Linked DNA regions of Homo sapiens: region 2 is linked to region 1. Evidence: chromatin loops called from intact Hi-C (ENCODE). Cell type or tissue: Calu3. All regions are shown on one strand. Links, peaks and the distances in the headings refer to the core of each region. The heading gives the core; the rest is flanking DNA.

Region 1 (8,534 bases), core at 1,786-6,785:
TTTCCATTTATCTGTTTATATTTGAGAATTTAATGATTTATTTCTCTTTATAGCCATTATTAGGAGGTATCTGAGGGACTCAAGAGCACAGAAGGCAGGGCAGAATATTTTCCTGTACTCTGAGTGCTGGAAATGGCTCTGCATAGACTGCTTTAAAATGCAATTACCGACCTTGAATTGACCTCTAACCGCCTTTTTCTGTCCTACCCTTCTCCATCAATCAATTGTTGAGAGGATTTGGGTATTTCCCATTAAGCGTCTGCATTTTTAGACTTACCTGTTCTAACTTGAACATTTATTGTGATGAATCTCATGACTTTCTGCTTGTTACTTCCTTGAAATAAGTCTTCTTTTTATATATTCACTTTGCTGACTTTTATAGAAAACAATAATCCATTTGTGGAAATGATTAATTCAGGTGTGATTAGATTCCATGAGAGCTGGAAACTACTCAAGTCAGAACACAACAGGGAGAACGCCTCCTGGCACTAACAAATATCTGTGCTTCTCATTTGACTGAACCTTATCTAGACCTGATTGCCTTTATTACTAAAATAATGCATGTATTCCTTAAGCATTTTTATTTGTGGTTAGAGTTATTCATTGTTTTCATTTTTTAAACTTGGCATGAAGTCTGGCAGAAGCTGGTTCTGGCTTCCACACTTATTTTTTTGATGATGAAACCACTTAAAAAGTCTAACAGTAATAACAACAGCAACAACTACTACAACAGAAAGCAGTCAGGACGAGACCAGGGAAGGAGTGGTAGATGAGAAAGGTTATGAAGCATTCATGAGTTTATGATGACCCCTTTGCAATTGAATCCTATTGTTAATGACTAAGAACGAGCCCTTTGCCTTCTTCTCTGGACCTGTTTGTCACACAAGCTGGAAAAGAGAAGAGGTAACAATAGAGCAGTACAGACCAAAGAAGCGGAAACAATTATTAAAAGGTAGCAGGACTCTTTCATGAGGTAGCAAATACCACTTCTTTGCTATACTCTATATGTTAGCTTCTATGAAAAGGGCTTCCTATATGTAGACTATAGTCATATTTTAGTCAAAAAGAAAGAATTTTAGGTGTTTCTGAAACTCTTAGCAGTTTTACATACAGATGCTATATGCAAAATATATATATATATCAATGCATTTTTAATTTTAAAATTATTATACTTTTAATTGTTTAAAGCAGGCTATTATGCTCTAAATGTAAGAGCAATGCTCAAAAAATGTCGAGAGTAACCATGTTAGATTTATAGTGTTTACTATTCCACATGTATACCTTATTATATCTAGAATAAATAGAGGTTTAAGAGCTGATTATTGGATAGCTCCTTAAAGGTAGGAAGGTCACATGTTCCTCAGAAAATTGTCATTCATTGCTAAACATAGGATTAGAAAGATTAGAGAGATTTGTTTGTTTATTTGCTTTTTTGTTTGGTTTTGGCCAAAGGAAAATATGTAACTAACATGCACATTGTGCACATGTACCCTAAAACTTAAAGTATAATAAAAAAAAACTGCAAAAAAAAAAAAAAAGGAAAATAACATTAAACAGAAAACAAATGTTTTGCATGAGGTTTTAAGAAGTGAAATTTCTCTGCCAGGTGCGGTGGCTCAGGCCTGTAATCCCGGCACTTTGGGAGGCTGAGCCAGGCGGATCACCTGAGGTCAGGAGTTCAAGACCAGCCTGGCCAACATGGTGAAACTCTGTCTCTACTAAAAATACAAAAATTAGCTGGGTGTGGTGGCAGGCACCTGTAATCCCAGCTACTTGGGAGGCTGAGGCAGGAGAATTGCTTGAACCTGGGAGCTGGAGGTTGCAGAGATCTTGCCACTGCACTCCGCCCTGGGCACCAGAGCAAAAGTCCATCTCAAAAAAAAAAAGAAGTGAATGGCTCCACCATTTACCCTTTGAAAGATTCTTTTGTTGAAAAACTGCATAGAAAGAATAAATTATGAGAATATAATGATTTATAAACATTTCAATATGAACTGTTATAGGAGACTTGCGAAAGGTATGAGTTTTTTTTTTTTTTTAAATCCAAGAAACTGGTGTGTAGGAATGGTCTGCAGAGGCATGCTGAGATAATACAGTGTTAGTCATTAAATACAAAGCATTACTAGCCATCAATTTTTAATTCATTCTCAATATTTATAGTAAAATTATGGTTTATTATATTTAAAATGGTCTGCAAGTGAAAAAAAGTTTTCCTGTGTAAAATTCTTTAACACTCTTTGCTTACACACATTATTGTCTTTCATTTCTACCTCCTATTTCCTGGTAAACTATAAAAGATATATCAAAGAAAATCCCTTAGACATATTACATGTGTTTAGAAGACTTAAATTAAGTAGGCTTTATGTGCTAATATTTATAATTATTTAAAATGTCATAATCATATTAAATCAAGGTATTTATATGTGTGTGTATGTGTGTATATACATATGAGTAATTTCCCGAAATTTTAACTTGTCATTACACAGAGAACATCACTGTGACTTACTGTTTTGATGTGTAGGGTTTAAAAATGCATTAAAAGTCTAGGGACTATTTCAAAGTAATATTCTACTTTGATCCTATCAGTCCTTAGTGTCATTTAATTTAGTTTGGACAGAAACAACACTTGTCATGTTTTAGAACTCATGGATTTTTGCTGTTTACTATCTTTACTGCAGTCATTTTGTATATTAAAAATGTTTAGAATTCAGTTTAGAATTCAGGTTTCTTTGGGGTGAAAGTGCGAAACAAAAGACCAACTCATCTAAGTGACACCTGTTATAATTGAGCAAGGCCTAATCTCACTGAGGTCCTCAGAAATGGACCAACTATACTCTTGCCTGACTGACTCCTCATCCAAATCTATCAAGTTAAAAGTTGTCATAGATAAAAAAGAAAATAGTCCTTAGAAACTCTGTCTTCTATTCCATAAAATGTCTCGATACTACTTAGCACTTATACTTGGTGATATCTCTCAATTTTTACGTGTCTTTTTAGGTTTGATAGTAACAAATGAACCTCTTTTTCAAACCGGTACATTTTGTTAAGTACAGTAGGATTTCAGCAAGGGTCTCTAAGGGACTCAAAATACTAACGTGGTGACATGATCAAGGAGTAGTTTCAGATGTACTTTATTCAACTGTTTATTGGATTGATTTTATCCTTCAGCTAGAGACCACTAAGATTTGTGTTTTTGCTTACATTTCTTTAGGTGATATTTTGTGATTACCACCTTATTAAAGTAACTCAGTAGATATTTGGTTATTGTTCAGGCTATAAAACCTAAAGAAATTTTTCTTTCATTAGTGGTATGTTTCTCCTTTCTTCCTGTGAATACACAAATGGCAAAGGCCAGAGTGTGAAGTATGTGCTTCATGCAGTATTTGGATCAAGAATATTCTCTTTTTCCAAGCAGATGGATTTTAATGTTTGTTTGTTTTTGAAGTATCACCTTTTGTTAGTTATTTTATGATTTTCAAATATCTAGTGACAATTCATCTAATTTTCCCACATTGGCCTATACCACTGAACGTGTAAAATAAAAAGAAATTCATCAATCATTGTTCCATTAAGTTTCTCCATGAGAAAAGTTCCTTTAAAAGATTTTAATGGCTGGTGTGGATCAGATCAGTAGACACTGTTCTTTGACACTCATTCTACGTCTCATAGGTGTCCATGCAGCCTATCTGGGCATTTTATCTGGATATACTTTTACATAATTGGGCCTCACTAGATTTTTATCAAAGGTAATTTATATCATAATGTTCCTCAGACAGGTCAACGAAATTCCTTAGTACAAATAATTCTAGGATGTACTAACTTTTGTGTGTCTAGAGGATCAGTTTTTACCTATGAAACAAATGTAGTTATCCGGATGTCTATTAGGAGTCTCTTTGTCTCTCTCTGTTTCTGTCTCTCCCTCTCTCTCACTCTTTCCTGGCCTGAATGAACCTTGTAATAAAAAATAGTAAATGTATTTCACACATTAGATACTAGAAATTTTACAAGGATATAATGAGAAAATTATTTTAATAATGAGTTGTCTTGAAATTCCTTATGGTTTCCTTGCAATTATAAAGTGTTAGCCTAGACATATACTAGAAAGATAAGGTTCTTTTCCACAATTATATGTGTTTAATTTGTATTTAATAGTATGCTGAATTAATTTTCTATATTTAGTACCCCCCAAATGGTATTGAGATTTAATTGTAGAAGTTTTAGAAACAAATATCTAAATGGGACTTGTTTTAATTGCTCTGAAGTTCTTTTTACCTGGAATCTCCACATATAGTTTGATTGCATGATCATGATTTCAATAAAAAATTTTTATTATTAAAATTAAATATTGTAATAAAATATTTACTAAAAATTAAAAAAATTTATGTTAAAATAGTTTTTAATAGCTTTAGTTTTATTAAAAATTAAAAATAAAACTGAATTTCAGCTTCAAAATTATAATATCACAGCATCTGTAGTTGCATTACAGTAATACTAGGTACTTCCTAAGCAATTTAGAATTAATATGTTTCACTAAATTCTTACAACAAAGTAACAAGATAAATAGAGGGCAGCAGCTTTGTTTGCATTACAAATGTTCTTTCTTGGTAATTGAAGCTGCAAAAAGCTAAATATCAAGCATAATGTATGTTTCTCCTCCAATGCAGGATTTTGTTCTATTCATATTGCCATTTATCTTTGTTTACATTTCTATCTTCTCTACAAGGCAGTAGGCTCTTAAAGGCAGAAAATATTATCTCTCTTTTCTTAACATCTAGCACAGTATTTGGTACATTGAATGTACTCAATAAGGTTTTCTGAGAATGATTCATAAGCTAGGAAAATATTTGCTCCACATTATATTATGATGGCTGTTAGTTTAACCATAATTTTAATGGGCTGTAATTTTAACTAATTTATGAGATATTCAAAAGTTTGGGTAAACTGACATCTCTAATTTTTTAATATTGTATATTATCTTATATACTATAGGTGAGAATGGCATTATTCCTGCCTTCTTGTAATATTTCCAGCTATCACTAGATGGCAGGGAGGCTGTCCGCAGGGACATAAAATTGGAACCTTAACAATTGTCCAAGTGAGTAGCAATAAAGATCAGAAATAGCATGGTGGAGATGAAATTTTGAAGGTAATAGACTAGTAAAACAGACAGAGGGAAGGGAGAGGGAGACAGAGAGAGACAGAGAGACAGAAAGAGAAACCATTTTGCAACTGATTTGATGTTGAAGGTAAAAGGAAGGAAGGAGTCAAGCAATTATGGATTCCCAAGTCTGGATAATGGAAAATTATAATGTCCTGATCAGGGAAAGCAGAGAATGGCTACATAGATAAGAGCTGATTCATTAGTTTGAATAAGTTTGACTGTGAGGCATCAGCAAGTGGAAACATGTATAGATACAGAGGAATACTGGAAGCTTTGGCATTCAGGAGATATAAGATCTGGATATCATATCTGAGACTTATAAAATGCTGTAGCTGAACGAAACTGGTACAAATCTTAATTTGGTAGCTGAATAAGGTGACTCCCAGAAAAATGAGGTAATATGGCCAAGGTCTCAGAGATAATGGCAAAGTCAAGACTGGAATCATTATCTCTTTTCTCAATTCATTTTTCCCCAATTTCTTACATACAATTGAAGACATAGGAATGTAAATACAAAACTTTTGGTGACGAGTGTGGTAAAAGAAGGGGCCATAGGACTAATTCATCCTATTTTAGATGCAAAAGGAAGAAAAATAACATGAGAAATTTTGGATAATATTATTTTTTAAATAAAAAAGGACTTTTTTATTCTAATTTTGTTAGGTTTTGGCAGTTGTATAAAGTGTTATCTTTAAGTAGTCAAGTTTTTATTCTAAAATATGTGTTCTTCATAAAATACTTAAGTGGTTTTCATGTTGAAATTCTCATACATGCATACATCTCACACATTTTCTCATACATTTTTCTTATGAAGCATTGTTGCTAGAAATAACAACAGAATCACAACAACAAAATCATTATCATGTAACTATTATAAGAATCTAGGGAGCAATGATAAATAATTGTTTTTTAGAAAATGTTTCTTCAATTTACATTAAGCTATTATTTTAACAAACAAAATATAAATTAAACTTAAAATAAGAAATTTGAATAACATAACCTGTTTGAATCACATATTCAGCAGAGAATAAGTGAATTATCTTCCATGTAAAAAATATTCAATGTTTTATAGCTCTCCTCCTACATTTCAGATAGATCTTAAGCAGAATTGTACTCTAAAGTCAGATATATGTAATTATTGATGAGGTTCTTTGAAGAGTATTTTCTTTAATCATTCATCTTCCAACAACATGACCAAATAAAGATCAGTATATTGTTTGTGTATTTATTTGAAAGTTCATTCAAAAGGAGAAAAAATATATATCCTTCTAACTTTTGTTCTTCCCCACTCTCACCCACGGAAAGCTTCTTTTCATTAGTAGTAATGGAAAGATTCATGATGTATTATTAGTGACAGCATTTGATTATTGTCTAATTAAAAAGCACTGTGCTCCCATCTGCCTGACTGGAGAGGGAATGACAGAGAAAGAGAGGGTGAGGGAGAAGAACAGAGATATTGAGATTAAAATAATGAATAGGTGTTGTGAAATGTGGCAATGTTTTATTACTTGAAGAGTGAGCCACTTAGAAGCAGTTACCAAATCTCTTTCCAAACTGATAGATGATTTCAAGTGCAATGAATACATTCATTTTAATGTTTAAAAGGTCTCTCAATCTAACAACCATTATATGGAAAGAAAATAGTACCGCATATAAGAAGATATAACTATTGTCACATTTAAGAAATACTTTAAAACAGTTTTAGTAGTTTCATGAAATATCTAGAAAACACATATTCATAGAGGCAGAAAGTAGATTAGAGGTGACAAAGGGCTGGGAGAAGAGAGGAATAGGGAGTTACTGCCTAAAGGTCACAAAGTCTGTGTTTAGGGTGATGGAAAAGATTTGAAAACAGATAGTGGTGAGGGCTGCACAACAGTGTGAATATAATTAACACCATTGAATTATACACTTAAACTGGTTAAAATGGCATATTTCATGTTACATGTATTTTATCACAATAAAAACTTTTCAAATCCAAAAAAAAAAATAGAAAAAGAAAATTAAATTAAAACATAAATATCAGCAATAATGATACTTACATTTGTCCACTGGAGTCATTTAAGAGATGAGTAGAATGGTGATAAATAATATTAGACTTTATTAAAGAAGTTGAGTTTGAGCAATTAATAAGGAAGTAGACAGAAAGCTGGAGCTCCATGTTGAAATGGCTGAGTCCACAACAACTCCAAAATCCTGTTTTCTGGTCTCATTCCATCATCATTTATTTGGATCAGTTTCTGTTGTCACTGTTTAGTGTGTGTTTTAGTTGTCCATTTCTGTGTAACAAATTACTGTGTAAAAATACCACAAAATGCTGGGTGCAGTGGCTCACGCCTGTAATCCCAGCACTCTGGGAGGCCGAGGCGGGCGGATCACAAGGTCAGGAGATGGAGACTATCCTGGCTAACATGGTGAAACCCCGTCTCTACTAAAAATACAAAAAAATTAGCCGGACACGGTGGCAGCACCTGTAGTCGCAGCTACTCGGGAGGCTGAGGCAGGAGAATGGCGTGAACCCGGGAGGCAGAGCTTGCACTGAGCTGAGATCACGCCACTGCACTCTAGCCTGGGTGACAGAGCGAGACTTGGTCTCCAAAAAAAAAAAAAAAACCACAAAACGTAGAAGAGCAAGCATTTATTACTTTCCCCAGTTATTGAGAATCAAGAATGTCGGAAGAAGGTTGTTCTTGCTCTAGGTCCCTCGTGAGGTTGCAGTCAAGCTGTTGGTCTTGGCTGTAGTCTCTGAAAATTACTTGGAGCTAGAGGTTCTACTTCCAGACTCACTGACATTACTGTTGGCACAAGGCTTCATTCCTCACCACATGGGATTCTCTGTAGAGTTTTTTCCAATATGGCTTTTCCCAGAGAGAGAAATTGAAGTGAGAGAGCACGTGCATGAGAGAGTGTGAGCCCAAGATGGAAGCCACAGTCTTTCTATAACCTAATCTCAGAAGTGATATCCCATCATATCTTCTATAACCAATTCTTAGAAGTGAGTCATTAAGTTCAGTCCACACTCAAGAAGGCAATCAAGCTTCACCTCTTGAGGGAAGAAGTATCAAAGAATTGGTCAGCATATCTTTAAAACCACCACAGGGCTCGAAGGTGTACTTTTCCCTCCTCCCTCATGGGTTCTTTTCACTTCCATTATTGTTTTATATCATCAGTCTTTGTGTGTGTGTGTGTGTGTGTGTGTGTGGGCGGGGGGGTGGGGTGGGGGAGGTGGAGAATCTTTAGAGTATGTTGTGAAGAGCCAAGAATATAAAGAGTGACATTTATGATCATGTGTATTTATATATTGAGATATTTATTAAAAACTTACTATGTCCTAGGCACTGAACTAAGCACTTTACATTCATTATCTTTCTCT
Region 2 (8,534 bases), core at 1,361-6,360, 260 kb after region 1:
GAGTGACAGAAGTGTTATAAAGGTAGAATAAAATTTTTTGTTCTTATCTTGAAAGTAACATTTATAGAAAAACAGTTGTTTATAAATTATCAATTAATTTCATCTTCCATTATCTACATTACTGATCCCATATAGTGGAAATTAATTGTATTGGCATAACAATAGAAAAACTGAAGATTATCACTTTCATTCAAATTTGAGGAAAAATGGAAAGCTTCTTACGAAATACTTGATCCTCAATTTCAAGTATATAATTTGATGAGTTTCAAAATATTTAATGCCAAAAGGATATTTGCAAACGTGCTTATCATTTATGAAAAATATGATCTGAATTACTTTTATTAGGTCATCATTTTTACATACATTTGCTGATATTATTTTTAGTGCAAATAATGTCACAGAACCTCTTCAAGGTGTTGGTGATACTACAGCAAACAAAATAGACAAATATTACTGTCTTCATGAATCTCTCATGCTAGTAATATTTATTGAATAATCAATTTAAAGGTATCTGGAAAAAATTATGAAGAGTCAGAAAAGTGAGTTTTGTCTATCTTCAACTGAGAGGAAAAAGAAAAATGCAATTGGTCACTGATTTACATTTAGGTGCAACCAAACATCATCATGTTTAAAAATATCTGGAAAATATAATTAATTATAATTTATTTGTTCTGCCTCTGGTTCTATCATAACCTGTACAATCCACTGCAATATAACCATCTATATATAGACAGAAAGTATTTTTTAAGGATCTATTTGGAGAAAGATTGATGAAATGATTGTTATAGATTAATAGATCATTAATATAATCTGTTTGGAGAAAGATTAATGACATTAGCTAGAGAGGTTAGGTCTCATGAGACCAGACGTGCATTTATCAAATAACTGTCCAAACTTCCTCTTTACTTCGTGGCCATTGACCAAATTGGAATAATATGAAAACAAACTGGAAATGTGCTCAACCTTTTTCATTTGGGCAAAATTTAATGAATTTTCAAAATGTTCGGATTCCATTTAAGGACAGCATTCTTGTTATCTAAGCAGTCGTGATGTAAGTTCTCACAGTTTCAGGATTATGTAAGAACTTTTTTCAAAATGACTATTTTTAGAATGACTTTTTACTCAAACAAACCTGCATGTTTTACAGTAGTCTTTATTCCTGCTTGAGTTTTTTTTTTCTCCAATTGTCAGTTGGAAATACCTATCTGACAGCCTAATGCAAGTGTAGTGCAAGCAAACAGCAAGAAAGAAAATGCTTCTGCTTCAAAAGAGAATAAAAGGAAGATTGAAAAATTAAAAATCGCCCATGAAAATTTGATGTAGCTCAAAATTGAATGTTTTTTCTTTCACATATGATCCCCCATGCTATTAATCTTTTAAAGATAAAGATCATTATTGTATTTGCATTTTATAGCACCAAACCGGAACTCAGCACTGGATACATTCTTTTTTCATTCTATTTATTCGAACATAGCTGGAATTACGGCCTGAATTTATTAAAGACAAAATGAATTTACTTTCTTAATTTTCATCTATGATAATGTCTTAGTCAAACTTTCTTTCATTATTTACTATACAATTTTAATTCTCACTTAAACTATATTTTAAGTGGTTTCTTCCAAAATCACTTCTGAACTAAAAACCCCTCAAAAAAAGGAAGACCTACTTAAAAGGCAACATTATGATTTCCTTTTAAAAGCAAGGATTATAGTATACGGAGCCAACATGTATTTTTTCATGTAAGAAAAAATTCCTCTATACCGTGCTATTAGTTAAGCTAACTTCATTTTCATTTGTTACATTGTTTTATACGATTACTTCTGTTTCCTGAAGTGATCATTGATCTTATTATCTATAAAGCCAGATAATGAATCATTATAAACAAACTAAATTGTTCATTAAGATGTCATTAAGAATTCAGTCATAAGGCCAATGTGCATGGAGAGAGAAAACTGTGAATATACGAGATTTACCATCTTTCTGGAACACAGCAAATGGAGGCAACCCGTCTTCATCTTCTTCTCTAAAAGGAGCTACTATGTGAATATGACATATCTTAAGGGAAATATTTTTATTTTTATAAGAAAAAAGCCTGCAACATTCCATTTCTCATGACTTGTCATACCTTTATAATAGATATATTGTTTACATATATATATAAAATATATCTGTAATGACTAATAGTCATCTAATAATTTGTCATTTAAAAAAGAAATTGTCAATGACATCCTTCCTTCAACTTCCATGCCTAACGACTTACAAATGACTGATAGAGATATCAGAGTTTCAACACCTGTATTTGTGAAAACTTGTGATTTGGTGGTGTGTGAAAACTACAAATAGCTCTATTGAAGCTAGCCCATTTTTCTAGTGTCCAGTTTGCTTTAGATTTTCCCAAATAGATAATAATTATACTGAAGTAGATTTGGAAAAAAATTAAACTTCTAAATTACTTTTAAGATGCAGTACCTCTTCTTAAACTAGAACCCCTGAACTGTAATAGAAAACATACATGAAGTGTGATTGTACATAATTCAAGGGAAAACATTCCAAATAATGCTGGCACAATGACACTTAAAACCTGAAATTTTCAGGTCCACGTTCAAAAGAAAATTAAAACATGAGATAAAACTGCAAAATCCCTTTAGTAAAAATATCAAAAAACAAAAACAGTAACAGCAATAACAACAGGTAGATGACAGAGACAGGAGGAGGGAAGAAGGAAAGGAAAGAGGGATGGACAGAGAAAGAAACAAAGAAAGAGAGGAGAAAGGTACCTGAAGTAAATACTAGCTAAATTAAAGCTAGCTACAGGGGGTAAAAATTCCCAAATACTTGATTTCTAAAACTGCTAGGTAGTTATTTCCGTTCCATCATTAAGTATTGGAATAAACAAAATTATTGATTGCTTTTTATTTCGGTTAATCTTAAAATTTTAGAGACTGTATCTAGGAAGATATTTACTACTGTATTAACCAAGTAATTTGGGAAAGTACAAGCTACCTACATAATAAATTACTCCTCAGAATATTTGGAAATAGCTCTGTGCTGGACCAAAGATATAAAACCAATAATGGAACATCATAGACAGCAACCTATTTACATTCCAAACACTAATTTTTTGGAATTTAGTAGGATAGGCAGAGACCTTGCCTTTTAAATTTCAGATAACTGGATGTGATATAAAAGTAGTAAAAGTGAAGTCTACAATTTAATCCGTGCTCTCAGAGCAAAGTGCTGCCATCATGTGGTAAGTACAGTGATAGCTTTGCATATTTAAGTACTGTGTGGTAGAGGGAAGAAAAGCCAACAGAGCAAACTAATTGAAGACAGATGTGCAGTCAAAGAGACACTACCGATTTAATTAAGGTTAGCCACAATGGAGTAATAAAACACAATGATGTTGAACCATCTAACAGCCAAAGAAAGTGAAATGGTCAAAGAATAATTTAAAACAGATTGAATTGCATCACAGAAGGTAACATTTGTTTACCTGAAATGCCCCCTCAATTAATTGAGTTACAAAAATGATTCAACGTTCTAAGATTTATTCTTTTAGGGCACAGGACCCTTTCTATGAGTGAGCTGATTCTATCATATATTTATAGCATCCACTCTTTCCTTTACTTGGTACTTAGTAATACACTTAAGATTTCAAAAAGAAAGTAGACACAAAAATGTAATTCATAAAAAATGGCCCCAAAGATGTATCTTATTACTAAGAAAAGCCTCTCAATGTTTATATAAACTTTTTTCATATGTAATACACAGGTGTGTAATACATTCACACATAGTAGGTCCTTGGTTTCTGAAACTCTAATTAAAAGAGTTGGAAGAATAAAGCAGAAGTTGAATATTTCTAAATTTTTGATTTTGAAATTATAAAATTATGGAAGATTATACTTAGTGTGTTTAAAATATTATTTCCCTCAATAACATAAAAAATAGAGATATATTACACTTAAATATAACCCAGAGCTCTCCAACTACCTACATACAAACATGGGATCAGGACAAGTTCTAGAGTCTGTAATAGTGCTGGCTCCCACAGAATGTTACTCTACATATTATTTTCTTTTGTCACTTTCATTTTAAATATATATGTAATATTTGTGATTATGAACTTTTTGAAATTCATAAGCTTATAATCTCTGATGGTTAGTGTATTCTCATTAAATATTTCCTTCAATCAAACCAGTGTTTTGGGAGATTGGGGTTAAAAAATATAGTTGAATGATCACCTTTTTCTATACAGTATGACAGAGTAAAGTTATCTCTGATTTTAAAAGCTAAAAAAAATGACTCCCTAAAGTTTCTTTGACAAAGAACATGGAAAAAAAGCTTCCATATCAAGTGGACTTCTTGTTGAGAAATTTATGATTTGTATAAAACACAAAGCTTGATTTAAAAAGTGAAATTATCTACTAAATCATTCAGATGTTTTGATTGGTTAAAGGAAAGAAGTATTAATGTATTATTATTATTATTACTTATTCATTAAATATTGTTCAAACATGGTTCCGGGACAAGCTTTTAAGGAAGTTACCAAGGAGAAAACATAGGCTTTGCTTCCAATAACGACAGAGTATGTGCTACAAGAGTCCAGACATAGGAGAGGTCACTTCTGAATGGGAGAATGAGGAAAAATGCATGAAGCAGGTGATTTCTGAGCTAGGCCTTTACAGATAACTTTAATTTAGATACAAGAAAGTGATGGGATAAAAGAGAGCTTAGTAAAGTTGGAAAGAAAAAAGCCAAACCAAAGGGAGCCAGAGTGAATGGACTGAGAGGGCTTCCATGTAAAGTGTTTGAAGGAGAATTACAAGAGATATATTTGGAAAGACCAGACCAATAAAAAACTCTTTTGAGAGGCAAAATAAAGAATGTGGTGGAAATTATTAGATGTCTTGAAATTACCTAAGATCCAGCCTCAGATAATAAAGTCCTAAATACACTTTATTTGTTAAAAAAAAGTTTGCCTTTATGCAGATTTAGCTCAATTTAATAGAATTGATGTTTTATTTCTTGAAGTCTGTTTCAAGAGAAAGAAATGAGTAAATACATGTTTCAAGTATCTGGAAAAGATATATTAAAATACGGATTCTTAGAACCAGCTTATCAAAACCTCTCCATTTTTTGTTTTATCACATTTTATGATATGCAGATACAGCCCAGCAAGAAGAAAAGATCTGTTGTGTGTTTTAATTTAATTCATTTTTCAGAAACTAACCAAATGTGAGGCTATATATCTCTGCACTACACTTAGATACCAAGTTAAGAATACAGAATTTAATCCAGCACCGGATGTTTTGTTGTGATAACTCCAAATAACTAGATTCATTTGAATTATTCACCTAATTTCTAACTGCCTAAAATTTCCATAGACAGAACCTTAGATGTAATCATGTTTTGCAGAGATGTTAGACTGATTCCATCATAGGTAAATGTCCCCTGGATTTGGTTTTCTTTTTTAATATTTCTTATAAAATGTTATTTGTTTGCATTTAAAATATTGACAACACTTGCACAGGCTTTCAAAATGAGAATTCTATTCAAAGAGATTGGCAAGATGGAAAAAAAACCTGTCTTTTCTTAAATTTATTTCTAGCTTTGTTTCTTTCTTCTTATTATGCTATTTTATATTCTGTACACATTTCTCAACTTTTCCAGAAGAGGAATAGAACTAAAAATCGCATCAGGTAAAACCAAAGTTGACAAAACAAAGGATGGACGATTTTGAAACATAGATAATAAATCATTTTTATAATGTAGCTATTTTTGTTCATTGTGAGTTTGCTCTTGAATTAAAATTATTTTAATTTAATAAATATAAATTGATTGAATATTAGTGTCTAATAATTAAGGTTTATCTTTGAAAATAGTAAATTGTGATTTTCCAATTGATGAAATTAATGTCTTCCATTCAATGTCATACTAAAAATTATGAATTGGATTATAGAATCCCATCAAAAAGTATGACAGCTTTCTTTTGTTTATAATCAATTGACTAATCTGACTCATTATGTAGGTTATGCATTTTAATCTACTTTATACATGTCCATCATTTTACATCCTACTCACATTACCTTTACATTTTTAAAATTATTCTTTTAAGAAGTTTTTTTTAACACTAACTACACCATCTGGGTTTCTTCTACATAAAATAAAGAAAATATTCAGAAACATAACTATTCTGTTTCCACAAATCCAGTCCTGTGGGTTACTAGCAATTCCTTGATGACTGGTTGTTTAACAGCATTCAGTTCAATTAGTCAATTGTATATCAGATGTCTATAAGTTAGGAACACATTTTCCTAAATAGCCGTTTCTAACTTATACACATCTGATATACAATTGACTAACTATTAACAATTTCTTTCTTGTTCCCTATTCTCGGGAAGGGATCCTACTACCACTGGAATATATATAAAAATTCCTTGTGGCTTTAGAGAACCTGCTACCGACGAAATTGAAAAAGTGAAGAAATGGGGGAAAAGTTAAATCCTTTGCAAGACTTGATCCTAGCTACCCTGAGGGTGGATTTCCTGTCCTCAAATGGTTTCCCACACAATGTTTATGTGTTTCACTTCATGTGGTTATTATATTGGTTAAAATTCCACCAGATTAAGAATAATTGTGTTTTTATACATATCCTTAAGAAATATGTAGATATCTTAGGATCGTGAAATGATTATCAACTGTTCACCCATTAGTATAACTCTATCCAACTGGCTAATAAACTCCTAATGGGATAGGGACGCATTTATGAAGAAAAAAGACTCTAAGTAGAACTGTAGGTTTGAACACATCTAGATTTAGAAGAGAATAGAGTTAAATTCATTGTCAAAGACTATTTAAGCTCAAAGACAGTAAGAAACAGCTGTTGACAGTAAAGCCCTTGAGAAGAGTGGGGATACCTTGAGAAGAGAATAGAGTTAAATTCATTGTCAAAGACTATTTAAGCTCAAAGACAGTAAGAAACAGCTGTTGACAGTAAAGCCCTTGAGAAGAGTGGGGATACCTTGAGAAGAGAATAGAGTTAAATTCATTGTCAAAGACTATTTAAGCTCAAAGACAGTAAGAAACAGCTGTTGACAGTAAAGCCCTTGAGAAGAGTGGGGATACCTTGAGAAGAGAATAGAGTTAAATTCATTGTCAAAGACTATTTAAGCTCAAAGACAGTAAGAAACAGCTGTTGACAGTAAAGCCCATGAGAAGAGTGGTGATGTGGCAAATAATATCACAAGAGGAAGAAGAGTAAGTTACTGGGCTCCTACATATCTCACTCCTCATAATCACAATTTTATGAGGTAGGCATTACTGACTCCCATTGTTTTCAAATGAGAAAAGCAGTGTACAGTTGCTAAAGAGTGGGTTGGGAGTCAAAACCAGATCGGTGTGACCGAAAAGTTCACTCTCTCTGGCGGAAGACAAATATCAACGATTTCAAAAACTTACTAGAGAAACTTCTCCCCAGCAAAATCAGGGAAACACTTGCCTTATCTTCCTTCTTTTTGCATCAAAATTTCTTCTCAAATCTGACAACAATATTAGTACTATACCCCTACTGCATAATTTATTGCACAAATTTGTAATGTCTGTATGGGAATATGGATTCTTATATTCAAATATCAAACTTAGGAAATTCTTGAGACAAGTCTCAATGATAAACTAGGAAATGCCTGAAAAGAAACAAATATCTTTAAATTTTAAAACCTTGCTGGAGATAGTAGGCAGAGGTACATACAAACAAACAGAATTTTCAATCACTTCTTAAAATTCTATTTTGCATTTTTGTTTCTAAGGAGAAAAACAGATTATAGTCTAGTAATAGGAAAAAAATAAGCAATTTTCTTTATCTTGCCATTTCTATCTACCCAAGTCTTTCTAAATTCTTTTCTCCATGAAATAGCCAAAATTCTTTTTATTTACCATATCATTTTTGCAATACTGTACAAAGAAACCACAAAAATAATAATAGTAGCATAGTTACATACTATTTAACTTGGTCTAAAAATTAAATGTGTTTTTCCCTAAAGGTGATTGCTTTTCCTTGATGTCCAATAAAAACAGTAAAATAATTTATTGTTGCCACCATTCATTATCAGTAAAGGAAACGAAAAGGCGGGTTGAAAAATGTAGAGTTCTTCAGTAGCTGTTTCTTGTCACATGTAAATTAAGAAGATGTATAATGATGCATTTGTAGATCAATGTCAGCTTCATTTATTGACTGTGGTGTTGAATCTTCCCACACCATGCAGCAAAGCCTCCCAATCACCGGCCTGCAGAAAGCTCTGTGTCCACCGGCTCCTCGGGCAGCAGCTTTGGCAGTGGGTATAGCGTGGACAGTGAAGGAAGCAGCAGCACTGCAGGGGAGACTAATCTATTTCCTATTCCGAGGATGTAAGTGGGTCTCTTTTTGTTACTACAAAGCTTACTCAGCATCATGAGTAAGGCATTCTCAACAGTTAACAGGAAATAACTGGATAATTACCCAATTCTGAGTCATTGTCCCTGAGACACTTGAACTGTTA

The links. Peaks named below come from ENCODE experiments on the same cell type or tissue, not always from the same donor. Only the 100,000 strongest peaks of a DNase experiment are listed, where the experiment ranks them.
Region 2: a loop joins it to region 1, with 10 times the contacts of the local background. A loop is called at or near these places in 11 of 110 quality-filtered maps.

Annotation. Positions count from the first base shown.
Region 1 is chr7:83,069,629-83,078,162 of GRCh38, reverse strand. All of the region lies in intron 3 of PCLO (piccolo presynaptic cytomatrix protein), which reads left to right. Among named protein-coding and RNA genes, the nearest start is that of PCLO, 89 kb to the left of the region's middle. In Calu3, for the core only: no CTCF peak of the experiment used is centred there; no DNase peak of the experiment used is centred there.
Region 2 is chr7:82,805,557-82,814,090 of GRCh38, reverse strand. PCLO (piccolo presynaptic cytomatrix protein) reads left to right here. Exons shown (of 25, transcript NM_033026.6): 21 at 8,262-8,403. Among named protein-coding and RNA genes, the nearest start is that of PCLO, 350 kb to the left of the region's middle. RefSeq lists an enhancer at 7,738-8,534. In Calu3, for the core only: a CTCF peak has its summit at 3,235 (motif pointing left); no DNase peak of the experiment used is centred there.